Linked DNA regions of Homo sapiens: region 1 is linked to region 2. Evidence: chromatin contacts called from ENCODE Hi-C data. All regions are on one chromosome and are shown on one strand. The core of a region is the stretch at or near the end of the contact, and the rest is flanking DNA. Distances in the headings are between cores, read along the strand shown. Region 1 overlaps APCDD1L (APC down-regulated 1 like). Region 2 holds the start of ZBP1 (Z-DNA binding protein 1).

Region 1 (5,528 bases), core at 2,627-5,126, 840 kb before region 2:
GCTGCATTTCAGCTGGTCTCTGCCACTTCCAGGCTGGACAACCTGGGCAGCCCAGCCGGCCCTCTGGGTCTCAGCTCCCTCAGCTATAACATGTACCAGTTGCCCAGGAAGTGCTTAGCATAGTTCTTGGCACTTCTGAAACACCTAGAAGAGTGAGCTAGAAAAAGATCAACTTTCACGGTCAAATTCCAGGACCAAGCAGACTGGGCATGAGCAAGGACAAGTTCTCTCAGGTCCCAAGACGAAGGCCACCTATGCTTCCATTCATTTCTCATTTATTCATGCAACAAATATGTGCTTGCTGTGAGCCAAGCCCTGTGCGGTGGGGATGGGGTAGCCGCAGAGACAGTCCCGGCTTTCTAGGGCTTTTTAGTACTGTAAGGCACGATGCATTCCAGTTTGATGAGGGGTGAGGGGTAGAGAGAGGAGAGTCTCAGGGGGTGGAATGAGGAAGATAAAAGAGGGTGGTGTGACAGCCCTGAGGCCCACCTTACATGGGGCATTCGGGAAAGCTCTCTCTGGTGCCCAGCTGAGACCTAAGAGGTAAGAAGGAGCTGGCGGGGAATTCCAGGTGGAAGAGACAGCAGGAGACCCAAGGCCCGGGGGATACAGGGGCTGACCTCCATCAAGGAGGCCATCCTGGCTGAAGCAAGGAGGTCGTCCTGACTGAAGGCAGGGAGTGAGGAGAGAGAGGAGGGAGGGACAGGCCGCACCTCACCCTGCCTTGACACCCCTACAGAGCTGGGGTTCCTTTCCAGGCTGCACCCCAACTTCTCTATGTGGGACAACCACCGTTTTTCTGTTTGTCTTTTGCCAGCACCACGTGCAGCCGTGCCCAGCCTGTGGCCTCATTGCCCGCTCCGATGTGCACCACCCGCCCGTGCTGCCGCCCCCTCTGGCCCTGCCCCTGCACCTGGGCGGCTGGTGGGTCAGCTCGGGGTGCGAGGTGCGCCCAGCAGTCCTGTTCCTCACCCGGCTCTTCACTTTCCACGGGCACAGCCGCTCCTGGGAAGGGTATTACCACCACTTCTCAGACCCAGCCTGCCGGCAGCCCACCTTCACCGTGTATGCCGCCGGCCGCTACACCAGGGGCACGCCATCCACCAGGGTCCGCGGCGGCACCGAGCTGGTGTTTGAGGTCACACGGGCCCATGTGACCCCCATGGACCAGGTCACCACGGCCATGCTCAACTTCTCTGAGCCAAGCAGCTGTGGGGGTGCGGGGGCCTGGTCCATGGGCACTGAGCGGGATGTCACAGCCACCAACGGCTGCCTACCGCTGGGCATCCGGCTCCCGCATGTGGAGTACGAGCTTTTCAAGATGGAACAAGACCCCCTCGGGCAAAGCCTGCTCTTCATCGGACAAAGGCCCACCGATGGCTCAAGTCCCGATACCCCAGAGAAACGTCCCACCTCCTACCAAGCACCCCTGGTGCTCTGTCATGGGGAGGCCCCCGACTTCTCCAGGCCACCGCAGCACAGGCCATCGCTGCAGAAGCACCCCAGCACAGGGGGTCTTCACATAGCCCCCTTCCCACTTCTGCCCCTAGTTCTAGGGCTGGCCTTCCTCCACTGGCTATGACATTGGACTTGACATCAGGATGGCGGCTCTGGACACCCATTCAACCCTTCAGACTCCCTCCTGGCAGCTGTAGGGAAGGAACCATTCTCCTCTGCTCTGTCATGGATGGATGCACAGCCCCACTGCTTCCAAACTCTGCCTGTGTCCCATGTGGCTCAGGACATGAGCTTAACCCCTGCAAAGCCTATACCACATCCCACAGCCCGGGTCCCCAGTCAAGCACTTGGATGCGGCAGTGATGTTCATCGCTACGTGAGTTTCTAAAGATCACTCCCAATTTTTCTACTTTCCTCATCCTTGGCAGCTCGCCAACAGGTGCAGTCAGGGGGCCACACGGAACACCCCCATCCCATGTTCCCCCCAGTTCTTCCCATCCTGACCCTTGGGATTCCAAGATGGGAGCAAGAGGAGATCCTGAGGCTCTGCCTAGGGACGAGGCCTACAGTTCTGCCATGTCTGTAGGTTGTTGTTTAAAGATTATTAATTCGAATTTAGCAATACGATCTCTAAGTGGTGCCATGAATTAAAGATGCCACTTCGGGCTTTCAGTGCTTCTCAGCTTTTGGGCAAAGGGCTTGTGTCTTCAGGGGCAGCTCAGCTTTCCTGAGTCCTGACTGCTGGCATTCGTCTGCATTTGCCTGTGCTTCTGCGAGTCGGACCTCAAGCTGCCAACACTGCATGTGGATAAATCCAGTTTTCCCGGGCCAGCATGCAAAATGAAGAGGACTCCATCTAAGCTGAGAAGCATGGCCTCCCCAGAGCAGCCTGCGGCCTCCAAGCCTTCCTGGCCCAGGCAAATGCCAGTGTGCACCAGGCTGGCTGCTGGGGGCAGGTCTTTGGAGGGGAGCAGCATTTCCAGCCTTCTGAACATAGTTAATAGTAATGACAGCCGTAACACTAACGCGCTCTGCAATTCGCCCTGCCCAGCCATCCTCGGTTGCCAAGATTGCCTGTGCCTGCCTGACAAAGGAAGAGAATCTCCGAATGTGTATCTTTGGGCCCACCCTAGGGAGAGGTCGGGGTCACCAGGCTACATGGCGACATCTAGGCAGCTCCGCCTTGCCCAGCCTCCTTGCCATAATCCTAATATATTGGTGTCCTCTGCTCAGAGGGGACTGTCATCATGGTGGGAACAGGCTGTGCCTCCCCAGGGACTCTGCCCATGTTCCCAGGGCCTCATCTGTACACTGTGAAATTAACTGGCATCCTGGTGGGCCCAAGGGTTTTCAGGACTGGGGGCCAATGACTCACCCCCTCCTTCCTCCTCCTGATCCCTATCTCTAGCTCTTATCACAGATTTTGAACAATTGTCTGTGAGGTTAATGATGGTTTCAGAGGGAAGCCCTTTTCCTCCCTGAGACTGTGTGGGGTTCAGTCAGCCTGCTGAAATTGCTTCCACTTATTACCCATCCTTCCTCTTAAAAAAAAAAAAAGCCCACCAAGTTAGTATTCTCTGTAGCTCTCAGACAGCTACAAGTGTTCCTGGCATATTTACCAAAGTACAAGAAATCATTACATTATTTACGGTCTCAGACTACATCAGGGTTGGGGGAGCTCCTGGTGGGGATGGCAGTGGGTGTCGATGATATGTCCACGGCTGAGCAGGTCTTGTATCCGAAGCTTGAAGTAACCATGCCACCATTTATCATCAAATTTGAACCTTTTAATAAAATTAAACAGCCTGAAAAATGTTCTTGCTGGTTATTAAAGTCAACCAAGGGAATTACAGTTCTAAAGAAAGGAAGTGGAGTGTCTTCCAGAGAATGTGTGAAAGAGAATAAAACCAGTGGAGGTAAACCCCAGCTCTCTCAGTTCTGCTTTCATGCCACTGCCTGTCCTGCTGAAAACCCCCCAGGGGCTTCCACTGCACTCAGAATAAAAGCCCGACTTCTGGCTCGCTGTTGCCTGCAAGGCTCAGCCACGCCTCCACATGCCCCGGCCACACTGGCCTTCTCTCTGTTTCTTGATCACAGGAGCTCTTGCTGCCTTGGGGCCTTTGCACAAGCCCTGATTTCCGCCTAGCCTCTCTTCCCCCAGACCTTCAGAAGTTGAGCACTTTCTTTTCAATCAAGTCTCAGACCAGATGTTGTCTCCTGAAGATGTCACCATTCGCATCCCAAAGAGCAGCCCCATTTCCCTGGTCCTTCTGTCAGTCCACTGCATCACAGTTGTATGTTCTTTGTCATGAAAACTGATCACTGGCGGAAATGACCTTATTTGCCTAGAATGTAAGCTCCAACGAAAAAGACTCGGCTCTGACTCGCTTCCTGCGATCTTTCCGGAAGGGTCCAGTGTGCCTGGTGCATGGTAGAAAGAACTTCAATAAATATGTGACTCAGTAAATGTTGGTTATCCCTGTTAAGCCTCACACTGAGACCCGTGAACGGATCACCTCCATCTACCAGATTCAGCGACCCTCGAGAGGCCCAGCTGAGTCAGTGAGAGGTGTGTGAGTCTCTGCGTCTTGCGCGCGAGGACACTAAGGCACAGAGAGAAGGGGCTGGGCTCCAGAGCCTGAGATCCGGGCCTCTGTATCACAGCCCACGGGCTTGGGGTGTCCTCCTCACTCTTGGAGGGAATAGGATTCCTTGATTTTATTTGGGGAAGGCAATTTAGTGTTGCTTCGTGGGATGCCATCCCTAATGAGAAGGAGTGTGTTGAGCAGGACAGCAGCTTCCTGGATCCCCTCAGTTGGACTTAGTTGCTCTCTGCTCGCTGGGGCTTGTTAGTTTGGGGGCAGGTGATGCTGCTCGGAGCTACGAAGGCTGAAGAAAGGGCAACCATCCCTTTTCTCCCAGGCAGAAGGTCAGGGCTTCCAAGACTCTGGGCTGATAAAGGAAGGGGTCATTTCAGAGGCTGAGGGGCTGAGACTGTCTGGTACAGGGCCAGAGGCCCATGGGCACCAAGCCTTCCTTCCAGCCCTTTGCTCCCGCCCCTTAAGTCTCTGCCCTTCACATAAAACGTGAGAGCGCTCTCATCTACAGACGGGGAGGAAAGCCTAGAGTCCTATTTCCAGATAAAATTAATGTTCTCCATTGCATGTTCAGTCACGTTGAAAGGTGGGGGGTGGGTGGGAAGCCCATGCAGTTGATAATTTCATTGTGCAACTCCCAGGAGAGCAAATGAGCTTTTTTTCTTTAATAAAAAGTTGAAATTGTATACAGCTCTCAGAGGTCCATTAACTAACAGATGCTGGTTATCAAAAGAAGCTCTTTGCCTTTCACTAAGCGCATGCTTTTAATCTCCCAGCGGTGCTACCGGGCTGAACAGCAGTGTGTGGCTTGGTGACGCAGGCCCACCAGCACGTGGCCCTGGTCTGTGCATCCTCTCCTGGGGGCACAGGTGACTCAGACACGAGGGACTGGAGCTTTCTGACGCAGAATGTAGCACTGCATCAGGGCCTGGTCAGGGCTGATTCATACCCATTAGCATCGCAGACCGGAGACAAGCAGGGAAGAGCTGTTCCCACTTCAAGAGGGGACTTGAACAGTAGCGTGCAGCCTCCAGTCCGCTCCTGATGGTTCTGAGACTGAAAGCCTGCTCCTTCTCACACACACAACCCCGCTTAAATGGATGTCAGCATGAGCACAAATGACCTGTCGACATTCCCTAAAACCACCCTTCCAAGCTTCCAGACAGACCCTCCTCCTGCCCACCTGACACCTCTACCTTCCATTTCGGCCACAGTGGCCTCCTTGCTCTCCTGCAGTCCCATGGAACCCAGTCCCTCTCAAGGTCTTGGCTCCAGTTCTCCCTCACCTGGAAGGCTCTGCCCACCTCACCCCTGACCACCCCAAAGATAGCGCCCACCACAGCGCAGTGACTTCATCACAGCATTTGTCAGTGGCCGAAATCTGAAAAAAATCCCGTTTGTTGGTTTTCACCTATTGTTAGCCCCTCTCCTCTAGAATGAGTTCCTTGCCAGCAGGGTCCTTGTCTGTCTTGT
Region 2 (4,802 bases), core at 2,085-4,584:
CAAACTCAACTTAAACAGCTCTTAAATAGAGAAGAGAAATAAAGGCAATCTAAGTATTTAAAAGTAAGACTCCCACTCAGTGGGTGACAAGCACATAGCAGATTCCTGGCTTCATCTCCAGATGTGCCATGGAATGCAAAGAAAGGTGGAACCTACCCACGTGAAATGTTTTCTTCTTTTTGTCTATTGCTCTCTTTTGTTTGTTTGCTGTCTAAAGAGATACTGTGGAGATGCATCATGTTTTCTAACTTATGCAAATGTTGTGAGCACATACTAAGTGTCAAAAATGCTTTTTCTTAGTATCTCTGCTTTATAGTTAAAGAAACCGCGGCTCAGAGAGGTAGCGCCACACAGCTGGGAAGGAGAACCTGCCCTGGAGAAGAGACAAGACAGAATCCTTGTCCAGGGAACTTCCCGAGGCGCTTGGTCTCCACTGGCATGGTGGTCCCTGCTACAGACTCCTAAAAATGGCTCAGGCCCAGAGGGGCTCCATGTGCCTTCAGGATGTGGCCACGGGGACAGAAAGGGGTCATCCAAGCACAGTCTGGATGGAGACCAGCCGTGAGGGGCACCAGCCTCCTCCCTGCAGCAGAAGCCATCTTCCTAGAAGTAAGGCTGGCACCCAAGACCAAGCTAACATCCCTCAACCTGACCTGCAAGCCCACCAGGGACCTGGGGTCAAGGCCTGAGCTGCAGAGGCCAGGGAAGGAAGGGGAGAAGCTAGCATGGGCCCTGGAGATGGGGGGAGAGAGAGTTTCCCCACGGGGGAGTGGTGGGCTGTGTCAAGACCAACACTGGGAGGCCAGGCCGGAAGAGCACAAAGAACTGCCTGGAGGCTTCACAGAGAAACAGCTGGAATCTGACTCCTTCCAGGAAAGATGAGTGAAGAAACCACGATGAGTGACTGAAGAGACAGGAAGAATAAAGGATGATGCAGGACAAGGCAGTGGGAGGGGTGGGCACGTCTTGGAGCTGTGATTCATCAAGTCTGGAGTCCAACCATGGGTTGGGGTAGGAGCTCCTCCCTGCAGATCAGAGGGAACTTGAAGCCAAGGTGCGCCCAAGCCCAGGTTGGTGAGCGGCATCACCTGGTGGCCAGTTCGGGCGTGGCACCCCAGACACCCAAGGGACTCAGCCTTGCAGGGCTCAGCCGGAGCCCCTTCCGGAGGGCACCTTCATCATCTCCCTCAGCACCCCACCTACCCCCCCATTTAAAGAGCACTATTGTTATTTCATAGGGTGATACCTGCAGTTTTCGCTTTTACATAAAAGGAGAATAAAAGCATCCTGCAGTTTGCTGTTATTGACTTGCCCCAGACTTACTGGTTCTCCACCTGGAAGCAGGAAAAGTCACCCAGGAGCATAAAAAATCTCACCCTCGGGCCCCAGCCGCAGAGGTTGGAGTTGACTAGTCTGGGCCGGCCTGGGCATTGAGACTTTTTTTTTGCTTCAAACACTTAACATGCAGGCAGGGCGGAAGACCTGGGCTCCAGGTGCTCGCTCTGCAAAGACAGATAGCTTCAGGATAAACCTCCGGACCCCCTTTCCATTTGTATTTGCCGCTAAGCTGCTCCTTATGCATAAATGGGGTCTGCAAGGAGCACAGACGTCTCTAGCCCTCCCAGCCCTCTGCAGATGAGACACAGACCCCAAGTCCAGGGACTTCCAGGGCTGAGCTCTCAACCCCCTTGGCTGCCAAAAGCTGGGGGGCCTTGTACACAGCATTCACCTCTGTGGGCCTCAGTTCCTCCTTCTGTGATCTGGAAGAGAACAGTGGCTCTGAGTTTTTCTGAGGTCACTGGCCCTTTTGAGAATTATGTAAGCAACGGGTCCTCTCCCAGAAGCATTCCTGTGAGGTGACCACGGTGCCCGTGACTACGGATGGCTCTGGGGCTCTAGCCCGACAGCTGGGCTGTATCAGCCCCTTAGGTCCTCACCTCGACCCCATGCGCTAGGTCCTTTGATTAAGTCCTTTTACACATGGGGAAACTGAGGCACAGAGGGGTTAAATAATTTGTCCGAGGTCACACAGCCGGTAAATGGCGGAGCCAGGTTTGGACCCAAGCATGCTGACCCAGGCTTGCATTCCGAACCACTCGGCTGCTGACCCCAGGCATCTGACTCTGGAATTAATAAGCAAGTTTTATGATGAGGCGGGGAACTCCACGCCATCTGTGCACTAAGGGTGATTCACCAGTGACTTCTGGGTGTTATAGATCAGGAAACACAATTGGGGAATGGACAGGACAAGCTCTGTCATGGACTCTGTGTGGCCTTGGACAAGTGATCTTGCCTTTCTAGCCTCAGTTTCCCCCCTGAGAAGAAGACAGAACTGGCCCCTACCCTGTAGATGGGTTGGAGGAGCACTTGAGATTGGAAAACGCATAATAGGTGTTCATTAAAGAGGCTCACATGGATACACACAAGAACAATCTCAGGGCCTTCACGCACCTAAATGTTCTGCCCCTAGTGTGGGCAAGGGAAACAAACTGGAAGAAGACAAGAAAAGCCACTGAGAGCTGGGGACGGTGCCTCTGTAGCACCTGTGAGTCCCCGAGGAGGAAGTACTACAGGAACCAGCGGGGCCGGGCGTGGGGGCTTGCGGCTGGAATCCCAGCACTGTGGGAGGCCAAGGCAGGCAGATCGCTTGAGCCCAGGAGTTTGAGACCAGCCTGGGCAACACGATGAAACCCCATCTCTACAGAAAATACAAAAATTAGCCGGGCATGGTGGTCTAGGCCTGTGGTCCCAGCTACTAGGGAGGCTGAGAGGTGGGAGGATCGCTGGAGTCCGGAAGGTCGAGGCTGCCGTGAGCCGTGATCACGCCACTGCACTCCAGCCTGGATGACAGAAACCCTGTCTCAAAAACAAACAAAAACACAGAAACCAGATAACCAGCCCCAGCCCCTCACATCATCAGAGTGATGCCACGCCCTGGCATCCCCCTCCACGTGGTGCATGCTCTTTTTTTTATTTTTATTTTCTTCAGTTCTCTGATGCTGATTCAGAAAATAAAAATGTAGAGGTCCAGGTGGGCTGTGCCTGGAACGGGGAAGGTGAGGGAAGTCCTCTGTCTCAAAGGCCTCTTCGGAGGACGCTCTGGTCTTGCCAAGTTTACAGCTCCTCCCTGTCAACATCAAGTCAGGTCCCCAACTCTGTCTTGCTCATCCACCTGGCTTCCACTTTTTTTTTCTTTCAAAAGACGAACAGAGAAGTTTCATTTTCTTTTTCTCCTGAAACCGAATCTGGCCGGCCTGGCTAGGCATCTATTTCCGGGCTGTAAGCAGCTGACACCTGCCCAGTGGAAGCTGGCATCCCTCCCCTTGTGGGTTCAGAGCTGCAAGAAGCACCAGGCTCGGCCACTTCAGAAGCCCCAGCCTCGACCTAGCCCACCCTCTCAGGGCCACAGTGCAGAAGCCTGCACACCTGCCAAGTCTCTCCGACTCCTTGCAGCTGCTGTCAGCATGGCCCAGGCTCCTGCTGACCCGGGCAGAGAAGGTACAGTACTTCTTCCTTCCAAGGACCAGCGGTAGCTCCCGGGGTGAGATTTCTACTTCTCTTTCCTCCTGTTTCGCTTGGTCCAGATCATGATGACAATAGCAGTATCCTAAAGAATAGTAGACCAGCTGGGCGTGGTGGCTCACGCCTGTAATCCCAGCACTTTGGGAGGCGAGGTAGGTGGACTGTTTAAGCTCAGGAGTTTGACACTAGCCTGGCCAACATGGCGAAACCCCATCTCTACTAAAATTACAAAAATTAACCGGGCATGGTGGCGCATGCCTGTGATCCCAGCTACTCGGGATGCTGAGGCTGGAGAATCGCTTGAACCCGGGAGGTGGAAGTTGTAGTGAGCTGAGATGTCGCCATTGCACTCCAGACTGGGTGACAGAGTGAGATTCCATCTCAGAAAAAAAAAAAAAAAATAGAAAGGGACAGCATAGCCATCCCCCTTTGACAGCTGACTGTGCCCCAGGCACCTCGAAACATGCTTTCCAAGCATTTCCTGATGGCCTGCAGGGACAAGTGCCATGTCATTCCCATTTTATAGATAACTGAGGCCCTGAGAGGTGAAATGACACTCTCAGGGTAACACAGCTGGCGAACGCTGGTGTTAGCGTCTGAACACCCATGTCACAGTCATATCGAGAACAAAGCGGTTTGCTTTGATGAGATACATGTGTGCCTTTGTTCCCCCTTGTTGCATCCTTTCCTCAACTAACATTTCATTCATTTTATTCCTGGAAGAGTTGCAATGAAAGCCAATAGTGTATCGAGTAATTGCTGTTCTCTAGGGTCTCCACTAAGCGCTGTGGACTGTAGGTGAAGTGTGGTTTTGCGGTTTGGGGGATGTGTTTGTTTTGTTTTTAATCCTCACCACAATCTTTGAAGTAGTTATTACTGTCTCCATTTCACAGAAGAGGAACCTGAAGCCGGAGGGGAGGTCACACAGCTAGTAGTTGGCAGGGCTAGGAGCTCAAACCCAGGAAATCAGCCATCAGAATTTTAAAAAACCAACACAGAGTGTGCCCCGGGAGGGCTAATGTCAGGGTGTGGCCCAGGAGCCGGGCTGACCGCGGAGGTCCTGTGGAGCTTCCTCTTCGGGGACTCACGGGTGCTGACGCAGGTTCCGGACTCAGCCCTCGCTGGCTTTTCTTGTCTTCCTCCCCAGTTGATTTTCCTTTTGTGACCAAATTGTTGCCTACACCTGCTCCATTTTACAATTTCCCATTTTCAGACACAGTAGCCTGGGACTCAGCAGTCGAGGCCAGCCCAGGGCCAGTGCTTGTCCTGCATCCACACCT

The links. A loop is a pair of places that touch in the nucleus more often than their neighbours do. Pooled maps may share reads with other maps.
Region 1: a loop to region 2 is called in a map of GM12878, with 2.3 times the contacts of the local background. The contact joins the enhancer-like site here to the promoter of ZBP1 in region 2. A Hi-C loop is called at or near these places in 1 of 168 maps with a recorded cell type or tissue (GM12878), 12 of 37 single-sample maps with no recorded cell type and 5 of 50 pooled maps.

The regions. Positions count from the first base shown.
Region 1 is chr20:58,456,844-58,462,371 of GRCh38, reverse strand. It overlaps APCDD1L (APC down-regulated 1 like), which reads left to right. Exons shown (of 4, transcript NM_153360.3): 4 at 818-3,271. The coding sequence ends at 1,582. Among named protein-coding and RNA genes, the nearest start is that of APCDD1L-DT, 56 kb to the left of the region's middle. RefSeq lists a silencer at 1,363-1,551 and enhancers at 3,338-3,447, 3,578-3,717. Within about 2 kb of position 3,876, at least 2 of the 41 ENCODE cell types and tissues checked have a DNase peak (open chromatin) inside an H3K27ac peak, as active enhancers do; they include GM12878, where a contact is called at or near this core.
Region 2 is chr20:57,618,958-57,623,759 of GRCh38, reverse strand. It overlaps ZBP1 (Z-DNA binding protein 1), which reads left to right and starts at 3,334. Exons shown (of 8, transcript NM_030776.3): 1 at 3,334-3,498. The coding sequence starts at 3,465. RefSeq lists enhancers at 3,085-3,374, 3,505-3,554, 4,635-4,744.